3 separate regions of the Homo sapiens genome follow, and regions 2 and 3 are each linked to region 1. A link is a contact called in ENCODE Hi-C or POLR2A ChIA-PET data. All regions are on one chromosome and are shown on one strand. Each heading gives the region's core, a stretch centred on a gene start or an enhancer-like site at or near the end of the contact. The rest is flanking DNA. Distances are from core to core; before and after follow the strand shown. Region 1 overlaps KLF9-DT (KLF9 divergent transcript). Region 2 overlaps TRPM3 (transient receptor potential cation channel subfamily M member 3). Region 3 overlaps KLF9-DT (KLF9 divergent transcript).

Region 1 (4,455 bases), core at 240-2,739:
AAAAGCAAGACAGTCATGACTAAAAAGATAATTACATGTTTTAGTTATTTAATTAGAGCTGTTGAAAAAATGGGGACAAGCAGCCTAAGTTTAGCTCATCAACACTAAAACTATTCAAGTAGAAGCAAAATAGCCACCAGAAAGGCAGCGTATGGATGGTTTCCCACATTTGGGTTGGAAATTGGACTAAAAAATCTGCTCTGAGACTCTGTGTAGAACAGACTCAAAATCTTCTTAGAATAAAAGGAAAGAATGAACATTTGTAGCCTAGAAGGACCTGAAGGAATCGGGCAAGACTAAAGAAGCCAGGAGGTAGAGTCTGGCATTTCCAAGCCTGGAGTCCCAGGCAAAAACAAAGGTGTAGCCGCAAGAATAATTGAGGCAGGCCAGGCGCGGTGGCTCACACCTGTAATCCCAGCACTTTGGAAGGCCAAGGCAGGTGGATCACCTGAGGTCGGGAGTTCGAGACCAGCCTGACCAGTAGAGAGTATTTTAGTCTCTACTAAAAGTACAAAATTAGCCAGGCATGGTGGTGCATGCCTATAATCCCAGCTACTCGGGAGGCTGATGCAGGAGAATTGCTTGAACCCAGGAGGTGGAGGTTACGGTGAGCCAAGATCGCACCATCACACTCCTGCCTGGGCAACAAGAGCAAAACTCCACGTCAAAAAAAAAAAGAAAAGAAAGAATAATTGAGACAAATGCCTGGGCTCCAGTTGGAAACCAACCTAACCAGAGCGGAGGATTCACATTGGAGATTTGCCGGAAAGTATGGCAATCCCTTATATTCATTTAATCTCAACACATTTATGAGATTGCCATTAATATTCCCATGTCCCAGATGGGAAAAAATGGGGTTCATTATTTTATTTTGTTTTATTTTATTATTTTGAGACAGGGTCTCACTTTTTTGCCCAGGCTGGAGTGCAGTGGCATAATCTCGGCTCACTGCAACCTCTGCCTCCCAGGTTCAAGCAATTCTCCTGCCTCAGCCTCCCTAGTAGCTGAGACTACAGGCACACACCACAAGGCCTGGCTAATTTTTGTATTTTTAGTAGAGTTGAGATTTCACCATGTTGGCCAGGCTAGTCTTGAACTCCTGACCTCAAGTGATCTGCCCGCCTCGGCCTCCCAAAGTGCTGGATTACAGACCTGAGCCACCGCACCCAGCCCCATCATTTTATACATCAATGGTTTGAACGTTATTCTGTGATGAAAAGAAAGCGACTGAAAAATTCTGGTCCAAAATGTGGGCTGTAACATTATGGCATGGCAAGGGAGAGGGTAGGTACAGTGAGACTAATTGCAGGATTCCAGGCTCCAGGTGATAAAACCTTATAGATTAAAAGACACTTTGGAGAAATTTCACAACTCAATTCAGGAAATATTTCTTGGATATCCACAATTTGAAAAACACTTGACTAAGTGCTAGTACCTTCTGTGTGAAATGTCAGCCTCTTACTCAATTTCCTGGTGAACAATTAGTCATATTTCATAGAGGACTATTTTTCAGTGTATGAGCATGACTTGAAATGCCTCCTTGCTGGCAGTCATTTTGTGCAATATGGAAGAGCTCTATACCTTTGGCTACACCCTTAGAGAAGGAGGCATTGACCCAAGAACACCAATCAGAGTTTTTTCTTTGAGGATCTGGAATAGAGTTGAGAGAGCTGAGCAATTCCGGGTATTGAAACCATAACTTATAGTCTCAGGAATTGTCAGCAATCATGTTTCTACATACTGGCTGACTTGCAGAAGAAGTCAGTCTGCCAAAAAATACAGAAATTAATAAAGACACAGAGACGGGGCAGATACATAAAACGAAGTTTCTAGGCTCTTCCTGGAACATGGCTATCATCTCACCTTTGATGTCTAAAGCCATATCAGTATCTTTAAAATAAATTTTCTCTTTAGTAGGCTGAATAATGGCCCCCAAAGATGTCCATGTCCTAATCCTCAAAAATCTGTGAATGTTACCTTATATGGCAAAAGGGATTGTGCCAATGTGATTAAGAATCTGGAGATGGGTAGATGATCCTGGATTCTCCAGATGGGTCCAGTGTAATCACAAGAGACTTGTAAAAGTGAGGCAGGAGGAATCAGATTCAGAAAGTAGACTATGTGACAAGAGAAGCAGAGATTGAAGTAATACAATGTAAAGATGGAGGATGTGGCCACAAGCCAAGGAATACAGGAGCCCTCCAGAAGCTGGAAAAGACAAGGAATGCATTCCTCTCCTAGAGTCTCCAAAAGTAACTGGAACCACAGATATCTTGATTTTAGTTCCTTCAAACTCATTTTGGATTTCCGACTTTCAGAATTGTAAGAGAATAAATATGTGTTATTTTAATTCACTGTTTCTGGTGTTTTATTATAGCAGCAATAGGGAAGTAATGAACCCCTTCCCCACCTTCACGTTTTTAAAAAATCACGTTGGTGTCTAATTTTGTGCAACCACAGACTCTAAGTCTACTATATCTTTTTAATACTAAGATGTCAGCGACTATAAGAAACACCACCAAAATAATACCAGATTTGGGAAGACAGAAATATTGCCACATTAAATGTATACATTGATCAAAAATTATATCCTGGATTCAGGATGTAAAAAACAATGTGCTTAGATTTAATAAAATAAGACAGTATATCCTTCAAGTCACAACTAAAGGATACATTGCCTTCACAACTCTGCCTCTATGAAGCATTCTCCAGCCTACCACAATGAACTTTCCTTTCCTGACCAATGATATGGTTTGGATTTGTGTCCCTGACCAAATCTCATGTCAAATTGTAATCACCAATGTTGGAGGAAGGGCCTGGTGGGAGGTGATTGGATCATGGTGGCAGAATTTCCCTTTCCTGCTTTCTTGAAAGTCAGTGAGTTCTCATGAGATCTGGTTGTTTAAAAGTATGTGGCACTGGCCAGGCATGGTAGCTCATGCCTGTAATTCCAGCAGTTTGGGAGGCCAAGGTGAGTGGATCACTTGAAGTCAGGAGTTCGAGACCAGCCTGGCCAACGTGGTGAAACCCCATCTCTACTAAAAATACAAAAATTAGCAGGGCGTGGTGGTGCATGCCTGTAGTCTCAGCTACTAGGGAGGCTGAGGCAGGAGAATCGCTTGAAGCTGGGAGGTGGAGGCTGCAGTGAGCTGAGATCACACCACTGCACTCCAGCCTGGGTGACAGAGTGGGACTTCATCTCAAAAAAACAAAAAGTGTATAGCACCTCCCCCTTCTCTGTCTTCCTCCTTCTCCAGCCATGTAAGACGTGACTGCTTCCCCTCAGCCTTCTGCCGTGATTGTAAGTTTCCTGGGGCCTCCCCAGCCATGCTTCCTGTATAGCCTGCAGAATCGAGAGCAAATTAAACTTCTTTTCTTTATAAATTATCCAGTCTCAGGTAGTTATTTAGAGCAATGCAAGAACAGACTAATACAACAACACATCAAGCGTTGCATTTGTCCTCTATCACAGCAATTGTCCTTCTACGCAATACTGGTAAGTTCACCTGTTTATCTCCCAGCCAGACAGTGAGAGCCCTGGTCCCTAGCTTAGTGCCTGCAAATAGCATGAATGAAGAAATAAATGAATAGACAGTTCCTGCCCTCAACAAATTCCCAATCTGGTAGAAACACATATGTTACCATACGAATCAAACTTTTCAAAGCACCATTAACAGATTATATAAACAGAGTCCTCTAGATTACAGAGTGTACTTTTAATGTACATTCAAATTTGCAATAACTGGAAAGAAGGGTTGAAAGAAAGCTTGGAGGGGCTTCTCAGAAGAGGTGATATTTGAGCTCAAATATGTTGGCCTTGAAGAATGAGTGGAATTTCAAGAAGCAGAAAAGAGGGAGCAGGGAAGAGATTTCAGGAAAAGTAGTATAGCATGACCAACAAGAATCACAATGGCATGAAAACACAACAGAGCGCTGGAAGACAGGTGAGAGATTTATTGTGACTGGAGCATATGCCAACATATTGGAAGTGGAATGCTCTAGATATGAGCTAAGGAAAATTTGAACTAGGTAAAAGCTAAAGATGACCTGAAAGTGGAAATGATAGAGGAAGCCTGTAATACTGTGAAATATTTGTTATTTGACCCCATTGCCTAGCATACAACTTCTAAAATCCTTAGAATCTCCAAAGTGACACCTTTTCATATTCTAGTGAGCTGACTGATGGTTGGCAGCCCCTAAGTATTTGCAGAATGGGGGCTAGTCACTGGAAAAAACAAGGTATGATTAGAGGGTTGGGACTTTCAGCTCCAGCCTCCCCCACCTCTAGGGAAGAGAGAGGGACTGAAGGTAAGTTGATCACCAATGGCCAATGATTTAGTCAATCAAGCCTACTTAATAAAGCTTCCATAAAAACCCAAAAGGACAGGGTTTGGAGAGCTTCTGGATAGCAGAACACCTGGAGGTTCCTGGAGGGTGACATGCCCAAGGAGGGCA
Region 2 (4,651 bases), core at 559-3,058, 38 kb before region 1:
AAATCTGCCAAGATGAAAATGTTTATTTGTTGTATTTTAACTGACGTGTCAATGTTGCTCTGGGAAAGAATAACGTTGTTAGCCCACTATACAAGGGTGTGCTGTCACCCAACTATTTTATCATATTCCTAGCAGTTCATATGCAGCATACATTTGGACACATAGTCCCAACACAAGAGCCAACAGCTGCTTAGATTCTAAGCGGAATGTGGACTGCCTATTGTCTGGATTCTTGGTTGTTTGAGGAGCATCACTTGAAGCGTGAAAAGCTCAAGTTTTAACAGTAAACAGAGCTTGGGATCCAGAGGGCACAGAGAGGAATTAGTGCCTGCAGATCAGAGAGATTCGAGCCTGAACCGTGAGCTGTAAGTACAGATGTGTTTCTTGCATTGTCTCTTACCAGGGGATTTGTAAATAATGTCAGCAGGAACTTATTTGCTTATATACGCATTCCTGAATATTAGGAGCCACATTGATCATTTCTGTAGATATCATATAACCCCTCAGGCACAATGCAATGGGAGTCGACAAGAGCCATAGATTATTTCTTTGGAGGTGGTGTAGCCTCATGTCCCCTGATGTGCATTTACACATAGACATGCAGTCTGGCTCACTGGACTGATCCTTCCAGGCACAGAGAGCCCTGATATGAGGTTGCTGGTTCTTTTCCTAAGAAGGCCCCTCTTGAAGAGGGCCCTGGCTCTTCCCTCTTTGAATACTCTAATACCCTAAATATGCATGGGCTTCTGAAAAGTAATACAATTCCATTTTAAACAGAAACAACAAGCATATTCCTTAGTGTGTGGCCTGTAGGCTGAGGTAGTGTGGACTCACAGGGAAAACCTTCCACAGTAAAGGCAATGAGAATGGACTCCAGCTCCCTTCACCTACAGGGGAAGGGGTGCCTCCTCCTGCCCTCATTGCTCAGAAAGGTGTATTGTTGCGTGTCAGGGAGTTGTGATGAATTATAGGTAGGTGGACAGCAACACAAAAATCTGAAAGAGTAACTTATTTTATGTTTTCTCTGAAATTTTTCTGTTGTTTTGGTTTGAAGAAGGAAAGAACTTATCTAATCCTATTTCGTATATGCAAATATCAAAAGGAAGGTGTAATGATGATGATGAGGCAAGCCCTGAGTAAAACTGAGTTAAACACAATTATTTCCATTCTTCTAACCCTTCCCAGAGCTTCCCTCTCCCTTCTCACAGCCCCTCCCTTCTCTGATGAAACTACTAGGCAAGGAAACTGATTCCTTCTGAAGTCTTAGCGACTATGTTCTCAACCAGAGAAAAATGTTGATTGTAAGAAAACAAAACTACACAGAGTAGGTTCAATAAAGACTGACTGTAAGTGCCTAAGAGAAAACCACAGAGGCATTCAAAGACAGGAAGCAGAGCACGACATGCGTGAGCTGACTGGGAACAAAACCAGAAGTGGTTTTGTAAAGTCAGAATCAGAAGACATGACCACACTCATCTGCTTTTCTCTATACTTCTCTCCTGCCTCAATCAATAATCAATCAATCATTTCTCTCTTTCTCTCTTGCTCTCTCTCCCATTTCCTTTCTCCCTTCCTCCACCATCCCTCTCTCATATGGCTTGCTTTACATGACCCAGTGAGGTCAGGCTCTATATGTTCTTTAAGTACATGCCATCATCTAACTTAAGTCTCTGCACTTCTGTTTTATTTCTAAACACAAAGAGTCTGATTAGTCACTGGCCATTCAATGAACTCACTCCTTCTTGGTCAATGGTGGAATCTGCTCCAATCATCTGTAGCCTGAATTGGGTGAAAGGAGAAGTGAAGAAATGAGGAAAGGACTTTGTCAGCCTGAAGGACGTAGGGCTACCTCTTCCAGCTGTGAGCAGGGCAAGGGAAATTTAGCTTGTTTATCAGGTATCTATCAACACAAAAATGATACAGGAAAAACCACCCTAGAATTCAGAACTTAACGCCATAAGCACGTATTGAGCTCAGAAGACTGAGAGTTGGCTGCATGGTTCTTCTGGTCTGGGCTGGGCTCAATCACCTGCCAGGAGGTCAGCGGGCTATCACCTCCTCCAGAACAGCCTCAGCTCAGAAAACAAGCACCTAGAAGCAAAGGTTCCCTGTGTTTCATTCTCCAACAGGCTAGCTCATGCATGTCTCTTATGGTAATGGCGGAAGCCAAAAAGTGGAAACAGAAACATTAAGGGCTTTTCCAAGGTTCTGTGTGGGTCACATTTGCTAACATTCCATTCACCAAAGCAAACCACATGGCCAAACTCAGAATCAAGAGGTGAAGAAAGAGATCCCACCTGTTTAGTGATAGAAACTCTAACATCACATGACAAAGCAGTGTGGATCCAGGGAGGGGAGAGAAATTGGGGCTGTTAATGCAATCGATCTCCTAATCATGACAGCAAACCCACTGGCGTGTACAATAGGCTAGTTTAGATATATATTCTTCCAAGGCAAGATTTGCATAAAATATTTCTGATATTAATTCCTGATGCAAAATAATGAAATACTAAGGTTAGAATTTTGAAGCCCTCTTCAAATAAATAATTTTTGTTTCCAGGTAAAGCTAGATATATAGGATAGGAAGAACATGGAACCAAGTAACAGGGAATTGAATTCTCCCCACTTCTCCCCCAGGACGCTCTTCCCCCCATACCTCCCCCCTGCCCAACACACACACAACATACCTAGATTTGCGACATCCTGCTAATTTACTGGATTAAAAAATGAGACATTGAGCTTAATAGTGGGTTCTGAATAGCTCAAAGCTGAAACTGTGTGCACATAGCAGATAGACCAGAAGCCAAGATGGCCCTGAAGAGTTGGAGGCTATATCATTGGTCCCTTTTTTTCCCCAGGTAGGGGCTGAATTCCATTTAATGCAGTGGGAGCTAGTTTGCTTTTCTACCAGGAATAAAAAGATTAAGGTTCTACAAGTGGCCTACAGTTGGCTCCTGGGATAGATGATTCAGTTTGGGGCAAATTCAAGTCTTTTGCTCCTTTTCCTGGAATCGTGGAGTGACAAAATATCAGGAATAGATGGAGTTTAGAGATAATCTAATCCAGCATTTCCCAAACTTCAGTCAACCACATACCCCCATTCACTAGTTTATAACCTTTGTTCTACTCTTAAATATTTTTTGTTAAATTGGCTCATTTTTTAGAAACTTAATTTATTTTTAAAGATTTAGGGTCACAAGTTGAAAATCAGTATCATTTGACATAAATAGAGGATAACCACAAAATAAACAGAATGAAAAACGCTACATTGTTGTGAAATTCTACCAGATGCTTGAGCTCAGTCTTTCCTAAAAAAGGGAATTTAGCAAACATTAAGGAAGTGTTAAAAGAATAGTATGCTTAAACTAACACTTTCTCTCTGATGGCGTCAGGAAGATGGAAAGAAGCTTGACAGTGTCATCCCTTACTATCTAGTTCAGTGCCATTTAATGCCCTGCTTGTGTGTCCTAAAGCCATCTTGGACTTCCCAAGCTGTGTGTCTGTTGCACTGTAGAGAATATCAATAACCCAACTCCCTTTGTTCATGGATGGAGAAACCAAGGCCTCCCACCAATTTCCAGTGGCTGCCTTTGCGCCATATCATTATCAGTTAGCATCTTACCTAGTGTTTGGGTTAGGTGAAGAGAAAAAACTTAAGCCACAAAAGAAGTAAAAGGGGATGCTAGTAGATGGTGCTTTTGACTCTAGAAAGTTGGGCTTGCCTGGTTTTCAGCGACCTTTGCTCTTCTTGTCCATTATAAGAGGATATTGGCAGTCACCTACTGAAAGCAATAGAAAGAGCCTCATGTTTCCACAGAGAAAACCTCCACCTGGACCCACCACAATCAAAGAGCCTCAGATAAGGAAACTTCTAGAAAGATGTAGCCATGCAAAGGGAGGCATCTCCAGTTGTCTTGCCAAGGAAAACGTTGTGTCAGGAAAAGGCCAAAGGGCAGCGTTATCTAAATCAAATTTGTCCTCCCAGTAAAGCCACAGCAGCTGTGCTAATGGCATTCTAAATCCTCCATGGCGAACTGTATAGATTTTCAAAAGGAGGTGGAGAAATCCTCTTTGTCTCGTTATCTTTTCAAGATGGATTTTTAGATGAAAATCCTTTCTATAAAAAAAATAGGATAAATGTAGTCAGATACTCAACTAAGCTCTTTATTCCATTGCTTGTGATTTGGACTGAGCTTTTGAAACATTTCTTCAGACAGGAGAGGAAGGGGCATTCTTCAAGAAATATCCTTTTTTGCCATATTTTTAAGGATGACTCTGATTATATCAAACATTGGTGTTCCATTTTAAATTTCTCTGACTTTTTAGGGACAAGATGGTGTGCATATTAAATAAATAAATACTTCTTTTCCCTGCATATTATAGGATGAAATCAACAGGGCAAGTGTCTTAATCTTTGGGGTGGAGGTGCCTGCCCCTGATACCTCTTACTTGAACCTAATTTCTCTCTCCACCCTCTGAACTTTTAAACTGTTCTGTGTACTCGTACTTCATCTGAACGGCTCAGGCCAAGTTATTCATGTTGATAGGGACAAGAATAATCAATGTCTAATGAACTGTTTCTAGATTTGTTCATAATTGAGAGATTCCTCTCAATCCCACGTTGGCTCCTTCTTCAGAGGCACCAAGGAAA
Region 3 (4,548 bases), core at 1,577-4,076, 58 kb after region 1:
CAAGGCAATTCTCATGAGCTTATCTCCAAGAAGCTGTGGAATAGTCTGGAAAATCCAAGGCTTTAGGTCCTCCAAGGCAGATGACTTATGAGGATGGAGGGAAGGGAGGAGAAGCTTCTTGCTATCTTGAAACTCTGGGGCTGTGGAATAACACTGAGATTGGAGTCAACAGGCCAGGTCAAAAGGCCTAGACTCTCAGAGCCTCTGTAAGTGACCATATTAATACCTTCTCACATCTTACAGTCCTGTCTGTAAGTTCTTAAGGGTGATACAAATTTTAGCTGCCTAGATTATCAGAAACATCAATAACAAGCTGGGCGTGTGGTGTGTGCCTGTGGTTCCAGCAGCTGGGGCAGGAGGATCACTTGAGCCCAGGAGTTCGAGGCTGCAGTGAGCTATGATGGTGCCAATGCACACAGCCTAAGAATAACAGAATAAGACCCTGTTCTCAAAACAAGGCAAAAAACAAACAGGCCAGGCACGGTGGCTTACATCTGTAATCCCAGCACTTTGGGAGGCCGAGGTGGGTGGATCACTTGAGGTCAGGAGTTCAAGACCACCCTGGCCAACAGGGTGAAACCCCATCTCTACTAAAATTTAAAAAAAAAAAAATAGCCGGACATGGTGGCATGCACCTGTAATCCCAGCTACTCTGGAGTCTAAGGGAGGAGAATGGCTTGAACTGAGGAGGTGGAGGTTGCAGTGAGCTGAGATCGCACCATTGCACTCCAGCCTGGGCAAAAAGAGGAAAACTCTGTCTCAAAAAAAAAATTATTAATAACAATAGTAGGAATAAGTGCTGCTCAGACCCAAATGCATGCACCAGAGACCAAGAGCCATTTTGCCTTCCCCTCAGGAGTCCCCATCCATGCATAGCAAGAGTTGGGGCAGAGCTCCCTGCTGTTCACTTGGCACTTCACACTTGAAGACCATCCTTTCCAGCCTTGAGGCCTTCTGTGGATGTCACTGCCCTCCTGCTCATGTGCCACATGTAGACATTTAAGGGAATCTAATACAAAACAAGTTTTACAAAGTGCTGTGTTTCTAGCAAGAGAACCACAGGCCCATTAGATGTAGCCATCTGACTGGTTTTGGAGGGAGAGAAAAAGCTCACATGAGGAGAAAACAGAAAAAGGAAAGAAAGAGAGAGAGAGAGACAGCAAGAAAGAAAGAAAGAAAGAAAGAAAAGAAAAGAGGAAAGAAAGAGAAAGAAAGAAAAGAAAAAAGAAAAGAAGTCATTAGAGAAGAGAAGAAAAGAAAACAGGACCAAGGTAAATACTTAAGAAACACAATTTAAGAATCTTAAGTCAGATCTTTCTATCACAGGGTTGTGGTGAGCACAAAACCTTCTCCATACATGTCCCTGCCTAACCACAATTTAAGCACAGTGTTTTGTAAATAATGGGTGCCAACACAGTCAATACATATCCACTAACTTCCCTGGGATAGGCAAGGTGAGAACCAGACAAGAGTCGTATGGGGCCCTCCCCTGAAGAAATTTGTCTGGTAAATGCTTGATGACTTAAATAGAAAGTTTTAGAGATCAGTTCTGGTTTATCAAAATTCCATAGTACTTTATCTGTCCCATTCTTAGGAAGCAGCTTCTCCGAAGCTTGAAGCTGACATCCCTTACCAGAGATGCCAGGCAATTGTGAAGGGCTCACTCCTGTGTCCCTCATAGCACCCAATAGAGTGCCAAGGACACAGTGCATACTCAATATAGATTGTGCACTCTAGTGAGAGTGTACTTCTACAAAACTAAGAGGAACCGATGTAGCACACCCCCAACCTGTACTTAATATGCAGTGAATTTCAGGCAGAGGAAGGAGGGTGGTGCTCCAGGCCACACAGCCAGCAATGTGGTCAGAAAAAGGACCCTGGTCCTTAACTTCTTGCTTTCCATATACTCTCTTTCCAAGGAAATTAGATCCCAAGTTGGAAGAGGGATTTGATTCAAAGAACTAACCGTGAGGACAGTAGAAATGTGAAAACAGTCTCATCCTTGTCTCTTTTGACATTGAATTTTTTTTTTTTGAGACAGTCTTGCTGTATTGCCCAGGCTGGAGTGCAGTGGCATGATCATAGCTCACAGCAGCCTCGACCTCCTGGGCTCAAGCAATCCTCCTGCCTCATTCAGCTTCCTGAGTAGCTGGGACTATAAGTGTGCACCAACACGCCCAGCTAATTTTTGTACTTTTTGTAGAGACAGGGGTCACACTATGTTGCCCAGGCTGGTCTTGAACTTCAGGTCTCAAACAATCCTCCTGCCTTGGCCTCCATTATTTACAAAACACTGTGCTTAAATTGTGGTTAGGCAGGGACATGTATGGAGAAGGTTTTGTGTTCACCGCAACCCTGTGATAGAAAGATCTGACTTAAGATTCTTAAATTGTGTTTCTTAAGTGCTCGGATTATAGGTGTGAGCCACCATGCCCAGCCTCTGCCCGCTCTTCTAGCTCTTTGTTCCTGAAGTCTCCTTCCCCATCTATGGTGTTAGTCAAGCAGAAGATGCTGGCAGAAAGGTCTGCAGCTGCTGCAGCCAAACAGCAGCAGCAAAGGCTAACCTCCCATGGAGGGAAGGGAACAGCAACTGTCAGGGAGTGCATGGCAGTCCTCAAGGCAGGCACAAGAAGAAAATGGGATTTGTCCAGTGCAAACTGTGTAACGGCTGAGCCAAGGAAATGCAGTCTGTTTCTTCCTGGCCTGTTCAACCAGATCAGCCCCGACTCCTACTCAAGTACTAGACTTCAGCTGTTGAGATTTGAAGAAGTCCCTTTTCCACCCAAGCTTGGAACCAATTGAGACAGTCACAAGAGTCAGGCAGATGGAGATGAAACACCACCCGTATTACTCATAAAGGCTGGGTGGGGAGATAGGCCGTAGGTGTGCAGCGAGATTGAGCTTTCTAATACTAAATCCCAGAATCAGACAGACTCACCCACCCAGTCACAGGCAGCTCTGGAGGCCTGCAGGCCCCCAGCAGAGGCAAAGGTAAGTGGTACTGGAGCAGAGCAGGATAGGGGCTCTCTGCTGGCTGGCCAGGCCCATGAGAGGGAGGAATTGAGCCACACAACTCACTTCCCTCTACAAAACTCATCATTCTATTAAGTCACCCATCTTCTCCTGGGAGGGGTGAGTCAAAGGATACGGAAAGTCCAGAATATTACTGTAATAGAAGGCCCTGCTACATGGAAGCAACATCATGAGTGGTAAGCAAGCCCTCCCCCAACATGAGTCAAGACAAACCAAGCTGCATGTAACAGCGGAGGTTGTCTGAAAGGCTCAGGAAATAATGTTCTTTACTGGGCACAGTGGCTCATGCCTGGAATCCCAGCACTTTGGGAGTCTGAGGTGGGAGGATGGCTTGCATCCAGGAGTTCAAGACCAGCCTGGGCAATGTGGCAAGACTCCATCTTGCCCGTAATCTCAACACTTTGGGAGGCTAAGGTGGGCAGATCACTTCAGATCAGGAGTTCAAGACCAGCATAGCCAAACATGGTAAAACTCTGTCTCTAATAGAAATACAAAAATTAGCCTGGCGTCATGGTGCACTCCTGTAATCCCAGCTACTCAGGAGGCTGAGGTGCCAGAATCACTTGAACCTGGGAGGTAGTGGTTGCAGTGAGCAGAGATCACACCACTGCTCTCCAGCCTGGGTGACAGAGCGAGACTCTGGCTCAAAAAAAAAAAGAAAGAAAGAAAAAAATAAAACGATGCTCTTCTTTTTCCCCGATCTTCTTCCTCTTCCCACGAACCGTGCTCCTGACTTTCTGGTACTCACTCTCCTTACAGCTGCCCCTCTGTAGTTTGGGTCATGGCACTCTTGCATGAAGGAAAGGAGTAACAACTAAACCGGAGATTTTTACTTCAGTGATGGTTGAAGCGGCACATTCCACAAGGTAGAGAATGAAGAAGTGATACAGGAGCAGGGGCAGGGAAGTGCTGGGAGGAGAAGGGTGGGGTCCCTGGCGAGGGAGCCACCCTCGGGTCTGTGCCCACGGACCTAGGTGAGGACAGGCACTCCTGTTTTCACACCCAAATGTTGCATTTTCCAAGATGACCCTGGCCCGCCATGCCCCCATTCTGTGCCTATAAAAACCCCCGAAACCCTAGTGGGTAGAGACACAAGCAGCTGGACGTCAAGAGGAGCACACGGGCAGAACATACTGGCAGGCTCCAGCAGACCCTGGCAGGCCATCCACCGGTGGAACAAGGAAGCCAGAGGAATTTGGCCGGGGTGGTTGGAGTTGAGTCTGGCTACTGAGCAACAGACTCCAGGGAAAACCACCTTCCCACTCTGTCCCCCTTCTGGCTCCCCATCCATCTGCTGAGAGCTACTTCCACCATTCAATAAAACCCTGCACTCATTCTCCATGTATTTTTGTATGTAGGATAAAATTCAAAACACTTAACTGTGCCCACATGTGATGCAATTTTTCCGATACACTAAGGCAAGAACCCCAAGACGAAAAGCCCTCTGTCCTTGCAATAAGGCAGAGTGTCTAATTGAGCTGATTAACACAAGCCGCCTACAGATAGCAAAACTAA

Evidence for each region. Hi-C counts contacts between places; a loop is a spot of excess contacts on that map. ChIA-PET counts read pairs that join two places held with the same protein, here RNA polymerase II (POLR2A). Pooled maps may share reads with other maps.
Region 2: a loop to region 1 is called in a pooled map, with 5 times the contacts of the local background. The contact joins two enhancer-like sites. A Hi-C loop is called at or near these places in 11 of 168 maps with a recorded cell type or tissue (aorta, ascending aorta, cardiac septum and 7 more), 23 of 37 single-sample maps with no recorded cell type and 16 of 50 pooled maps. POLR2A ChIA-PET finds 5 or more read pairs at or near these places in 16 of 52 experiments (AG04450, BJ, CD4-positive, alpha-beta T cell and 10 more).
Region 3: a pooled map shows a loop between it and region 1 (4-fold over the local background). The contact joins two enhancer-like sites. A Hi-C loop is called at or near these places in 5 of 168 maps with a recorded cell type or tissue (CD8-positive, alpha-beta T cell, GM12878, HCT116 and 2 more) and 7 of 50 pooled maps. POLR2A ChIA-PET finds 5 or more read pairs at or near these places in 1 of 52 experiments (naive thymus-derived CD8-positive, alpha-beta T cell).

What each region holds. Positions count from the first base shown.
Region 1 is chr9:70,522,790-70,527,244 of GRCh38, reverse strand. All of the region lies in intron 3 of KLF9-DT (KLF9 divergent transcript), which reads right to left. Among named protein-coding and RNA genes, the nearest start is that of KLF9, 110 kb to the right of the region's middle. Within about 2 kb of position 1,489, at least 2 of the 41 ENCODE cell types and tissues checked have a DNase peak (open chromatin) inside an H3K27ac peak, as active enhancers do.
Region 2 is chr9:70,560,633-70,565,283 of GRCh38, reverse strand. All of the region lies in intron 22 of TRPM3 (transient receptor potential cation channel subfamily M member 3), which reads left to right. Among named protein-coding and RNA genes, the nearest start is that of KLF9, 150 kb to the right of the region's middle. Within about 2 kb of position 1,808, at least 7 of the 41 ENCODE cell types and tissues checked have a DNase peak (open chromatin) inside an H3K27ac peak, as active enhancers do.
Region 3 is chr9:70,465,734-70,470,281 of GRCh38, reverse strand. The region is part of intron 3 of KLF9-DT (KLF9 divergent transcript); the gene reads right to left. It overlaps LOC105376079 (a long non-coding RNA gene), which reads left to right. Exons shown (of 3, transcript XR_929917.3): 3 at 3,793-3,883. Among named protein-coding and RNA genes, the nearest start is that of KLF9, 53 kb to the right of the region's middle. Within about 2 kb of position 2,826, at least 2 of the 41 ENCODE cell types and tissues checked have a DNase peak (open chromatin) inside an H3K27ac peak, as active enhancers do.